Regions from separate parts of the Homo sapiens genome. Here region 2 is linked to region 1. The links are chromatin loops, found by intact Hi-C in ENCODE. Cell type or tissue: ascending aorta. All regions are shown on one strand. Each heading gives the region's core, and the rest is flanking DNA. Links, peaks and the distances in the headings are about the cores only.

Evidence for each region. Peaks named below come from ENCODE experiments on the same cell type or tissue, not always from the same donor. Only the 100,000 strongest peaks of a DNase experiment are listed, where the experiment ranks them.
Region 2: it touches region 1 in a loop (3-fold over the local background); 2 of 110 quality-filtered maps call a loop at or near these places.

What each region holds. Positions count from the first base shown.
Region 1 is chr1:31,916,138-31,919,059 of GRCh38, forward strand. PTP4A2 (protein tyrosine phosphatase 4A2) reads right to left here. Exons shown (of 6, transcript NM_080391.4): 2 at 2,833-2,922. Among named protein-coding and RNA genes, the nearest start is that of PTP4A2, 21 kb to the right of the region's middle. In ascending aorta, for the core only: no CTCF peak of the experiment used is centred there; no DNase peak of the experiment used is centred there.
Region 2 is chr1:31,835,994-31,838,915 of GRCh38, forward strand. No RefSeq gene overlaps it. Among named protein-coding and RNA genes, the nearest start is that of SPOCD1, 21 kb to the left of the region's middle. RefSeq lists a silencer at 2,339-2,522. In ascending aorta, for the core only: no CTCF peak of the experiment used is centred there; no DNase peak of the experiment used is centred there.

The sequences.
Region 1 (2,922 bases), core at 59-2,558:
AGTTCGAGACCAGCCTGACCAACATAGTGAAACCCCGTCTCTATTAAAAATACAAAGATCAGCTGAGTGTGGTGGTGCGGGCCTGTAATCCCAGCTACTCAGGAGGCTGAGGCAGGAGAATCGCTTGAACCCAGGAGGCAGATATTGCAGTGAGCCGAGATCGTGCCACTGCACTCCAGCCTGGGCGACAGAGCGAGACTCCGTCTCCAAAAAAAAAAAAAAAAAAAAAAAAAAAGAAATCTACTATTATAAATTAAAACAATGAGATATCATTTTTAGACAAAGATCAGAATTGTTCTCACTGTGGTTATATATTCAATGGACACTCATGAAATCTCAGTGGCAGTGTGAGACTCACCTTTCTAAAGGGCAGTTTGGTAGCATAACGTGAAAACTTACACAAAAGTTCACATACACTGCAACCTAAAAATTCTACTTCTGGGAGTTTATACAAAAGAAATAATTAAAGACATATACAAATATTTAGGTAACAGCACATTCACCACAAACTGGAATGGTGAAAAATTAGAAACCACATTAATGGTCCAAAAATAAGGGAATGATTAAAGAAGTATGGCACATCCATATAGTGAACACTATGACAGCTATAAAAACAATACCAAGGAAGATGGGGAAAGATTTTAAAAAATATATAGTGTGATCCTATCTGTATGTGTATTTATGAATACACACAGATATATGCAGAGAAAAACATCTAGAAGCCAGTTATTAACAATTAAATGTTGTTAAATTCTTTTTGCTTATCTGTATCTTTATATTTTTATGAAATAAACATGCTTTTTTTAAAGAAATAAAATTCTGAAATTAAGAAAAAAAGTGGTATATTAAAAAGACAGCTAATGCAGTTATAGCCAGAAGCCTTGCTCCTTTAAAACTCTCCCTACGGTGAATCCCTAACCCAGTGACTACCTATCTTCAAGGGGCTACCAATATCTTTTTTATAGTTGCAGGAGGACAGTGGCCTGTGCCACTTCTGGAGACTATGGCCAAGGAATCCACAGGTTGAAAATAGTACCACATAATTCAGCCAGGCTTAAAGGTGACTGAACAATCTGAGGGCATACAGGCGTAGAATCAACTTGTACGCTGTGTATACAAAGTTAAGAAGCTCAGGGAATTATAAGTATAAATAAGCAGGCACAGTGATATCCTATAAGAAGGGTCCATCATTTAGTTATCTAAAGTGTAAAATTATTTTAATTGCTAAAGGACTTCATTTTTCACAAAAAGGCCTTCTTATAATACAGACTCAAGAAAGGTAGAAGTATTGTCAGGAATTTTAAAAATGTTTCAAAATACAAATAAAATCCCATTAAAATAAACTCTGTAATAGCCATTCATTGAAAAGTTGCGATAAAATTTTTTATGGTATTTGTGACCTTAAGCAAGTCAAATCCTCTTTTGGTCTCAGTTTTCCCATCTATAAAATGAAAATCACTAAGAGTTCACCCACCTTTCTAACTCTACTCCATAAATACAGCAAGAAAAATCATTTAAACTCAACAACCCAAGAATGATTAAAAAGCTTATGTTCTGGTCAGGCACAGTGGCTCACGCCTGTAATCCCAGCATTTTGGGAGGCCGAGGAAGGCGGATCACGAGGTCAAGAGATCAAGACCATCCTGGCCAACACGGTGAAACTTCGTCTCTACTAAAAATACAAAAATTAGCTGGGTGTGGTGGCGCGCGCCTGTAGTCCCAGCTACTTGGGAGCTGAGGCAGGAGAATCGCTTAAACCTGGGAGGTGCAGGTTGCAGTGAGCCAAGATCGTGCCACTGCACTCCGTCTCAAAAAAAAAAAAAAAAAAAAGGGCTGGGCACGGTGGCTCATGCCTGTAATCCCAGCACTTTGGGAGGCCGAGGTGACAGATCACAAGGTCAGGAGATCAAGACCATCCTGGCTAACATGGTGAAATCCCGTCTCTACTAGAAATACAAAAAATTAGCCGGGAGTGGTGGCAGGTGCCTGTAGTCCCAGCTATCAGGGAGGCTGAGGCAGGAGAATGGCGTGAACCCGGGAGGGGGAACTTGCAGTGAGCCGAGATAGTGCCACTGCACTCCAGCCTGGCGAAGAGCGAGACTCCATCTCCCAAAAAAAAAAAAAAACTTATGTTCAAATGCTTGCTCAAAGAAGTACAAAGAGTTTTTTCTCCTACCAATAGAAAAAATATTAAGGATCTGACATAAAAATACTACCTCTACCACCTTTCCTTCACCCAAGTTTCTGGACCCTTGTATACGATTATTACAACGAAGTAGTCTGGGGGTGCCTTTTCATCAAAGGTGGTTAGAATATCTGAAGTACATACAGAATGGTTTTTAGTGTCAGACACCTAGGCAAGTACATTAGTTCCACCACATACTATGTGCCATTAGGCAAATTACTAAATGGCTCTGAACCTGTTTCCTCATTGGTAAGAGGGAAATAATGGTAGCTACACCTCATAGGGTTTTTGTATTTGTGACCTTAAGCACAAACACTGCTCGTTGCATAATGTGTAACATTGTTTGTTATAATGCTAAGTGCATATCGTGGTCAATAAATGTTAATTATCATTACTGAATGTTTGACCAAAAAAACCTGTCAATAAATGTAGAAAGAACACAGAGAAAACAGTACTAGATATCTCTACAGTCCCCAAATTTCACAAAATGTTCTTGAAAAAATCTGCTGTAACTAACCCAACCCAATTCAAACCAGGATTGGCAGGATGACTCCAAATACAGAATAAATGGCTTTGTGCTAAGAGAATTTTTTAATGGGATTTTACCTAGAAATCAATCCAAAAAGTAGACCATGCCACAATCTTACCTCTGTGAACTTGTTGAGAGTAGCATTGGTAGGGTTGTGAGTTATCAGAAAACGCATGTTCTCATAGGAGATCTCCACAGGGGCTGGACG
Region 2 (2,922 bases), core at 228-2,727, 80 kb before region 1:
GCACTCCAGTCTGGGCAACAGAGCAAGACCTCTCTAAAAACGAAAAGAAAACACACACACACACACACACACACACACACACACACACACACACACAAAAGGAAATGCTGAAAGGATTGCTTTCTTTTCCACAATAAGTAAAAATCCTCCAGAAAACAAGAGGAAAGGAAAGGGAACCAATACTTGTGTGTTTATTGTGTGCTAAGCATTTTACATGTATTCTTTCTTTTAATTTTATTTATTCATTTTTTGAGACAGAGTCTCACAGACAGGAATTTTTTAAATTGTTGAGCAGCAGTGAAAGATAAATGGTCAGTACAGCTTCCTTCCTGTGTCCCTCAATTAGACTGTAAACTCCAGGTAGGCAGGTACCTTGAATATCTTGTTCATCACTGTATCTCCAGCACCTAACATGGAGCCTGTGATGAAGAAACAGATAAAGGAAACGTAAACAATAATAGAACCACCTCAACTTTGAGGCTTCTGGCCAGCTTACCATCTCTCAAGGGGCTACGTCTCCAAACCTTTGGAAGAGCTCTTCCTTATTCATGGAATGTCCGTTCCTCCACACCCCCTTGCCTGATGGTGAAGTTGTCTCTGTCTTTCTATTCTCAGCTTTGACTCACCTCCTCCTGGAGGGTTTCCTTGATGTACACCTCCATGCCTATCACCTCTGTTGGCATCACCACCACATCCTTGCCCTAACAGCTAGTTTTGTATGGTAGTTAAGAAGGCAAGCTCTGAAGTCCAACTGCCTGATTTCGAATACTGGCTTCAGCTCTTATTGGCTGTTGGTGCTTAGGTAAGTCGTGTGGCCATTCTGAGGATCATTCTCCTCGTCTGTAAAATGGGGCTAAAAATAGTAGCTAAATCACAGGATTGTTGTGGTTTTAAATGAGATAGTATATGCAAGTTCTTAGAATGGGGCCCGGTACAGAGAGAGAGGGAGCGTGCAAACAACCTCTGCTGCTGTTGCAATTCTTTACTCTTCTAGAACTTAGCAGGGCAATATTGTAATTGTTTTCCAGTTTGTATTCCCAACTTAACTGAGGCCTTCTGGAGTCAGGAACTGGAGTGTCCTTTACTCCCATACCTCTTCATGCACCTGCCATCCAGATCAGATGTTCACATAATATTTGTTGTATAAACTCAAAGAAATCACAAATGCAAAGATGGAAAGATAAAACGTTTAGGGTGTGTATAATAGAAAAATAACTAAAACTAAAATGTCACCTGGGAGTGGGGAAAATGGAAAATGGCTAATAGCTACGTGGTGTAAAGATTTTATACACATCAATAAAAAATATCTGAGTTGCTAAGACAGATGGGTACAAAGGTCATGAGCAGGCAATTTAAGTAACTAAATAGAAATAGTAAGTAAAATATGGAAGAATACTCAGTCTTCCACAAATGAGCTACAAATGATAGCAACAGTATCATAGAATGCAGAATTAAATATAGAACCATCCATAACTGAGAAATGTCCAATGGCAGAAGAATGGTTACATAAATAATGATATATTGGCTCAATGGCATGGTGTTCCACCATAAAATAATTATGAAAATGTTGAAACGAGTGTTTATGACATAGAAAGTTTGCAAGCAGATTGCAGAACTAAACTTAAAGCATCATCACCGTGTGCGAAATGTTCATCTGGACTTGATCGAAGCTTGGCAGAGAATATAAGAAAATGAACACAGTTGCCTTGATAAAAGAGAGAAACCTTACTGAGTGCCCCCATAGCCCTGACTCCATGCCCAGGGCTTATACACATACGATCTCACTGAATCCTCCAGTTCTCCCCAGCTCCCTGTGAGCTAAGAGTCATTCCCCTTTACAGGTAAGGCAGCTAAGGCAAAGAGAAGGGCAAGAAAACCTGCCTGAGGTGGTGCAGGCAGTAATTAGCAGAGAGGCGTGCCAACCCTGGTGTGTTGGACTCCATGTTCGGTGCTCTTTCCAACTCATCAGATGTGTAAGATGGATGTGATCCAATAGTTTTATTTCTCTTTAAACATTGCCTTTAGTGCTGTTTAAATGTCACTTGCGCAATTAAAACACAATTAAAAGAAAAACCAAAGCTGTCTCAGGAAGGCAGCTTAGTCTCTGTTCCTCCAGAGAGCTCCATGGACCAGAACCCCACCCTGCTCCTGGTCGACACTCATGGTTTTGCCCAAACAATCCCAGGACACAGCCCTGCTGAATTTTCTGTCCCTCTTCATTGGATTTAAAGCCCACAGGAGGCATCTGGCATTTCCTCCACCCCTCTCACCAAGACTCTCCTTTCATTTGAAGGTGCCCAGGAACTCTAGTTACCCGTGTCATGGGGACCCCAGTACTATTGTCAGTATTTCAGAAAGCCAAATAGAAATTGTGCTATCATCCTAACAAGGCCTTGTGGGCTGACAGAGTGCCCCTACTGTCCATCCTTGGATGAAAATGTGTGCTGACCCTGTGCGCCAGGAAAAAACGTACAGAATCCCAGGTTGCTGAGTTTAGGGGAGTCAGGGAGGTCTCCCTGGGGAGTGGACTTTTCCAGCTGAGATCTGGAGGGTGAGTAGGAGTCAGCCAGGCGAAGAACAGAAGAAAGAGGCTCACTCTGTTGTCCAGGCTGAAGTTCAGTGGCACAATCATAGCTCATCATAACCTTGAAGTCAAACCAAAAGTAACATAAAAGAGAACGCACTGATGCAACACGTAAGATAGAAATGAAGAAAGAAAAATTAAATGAGAAAAAAATTTTAAAGTTTAAATGATAAGAGAGAAAATGTGAGACCCTGTCTCTAAAAACAATAAAATAGGCCGAGCACAGTGGCTCACACTTGTAATCCCAGTACTTTGGGAGGCAGAGGCGGGCGGATCACCTGAGGTCGGGAGTTTAAGACCAGCCTGACCAACATGGAGAAACCTCGTCTCTACTAAAA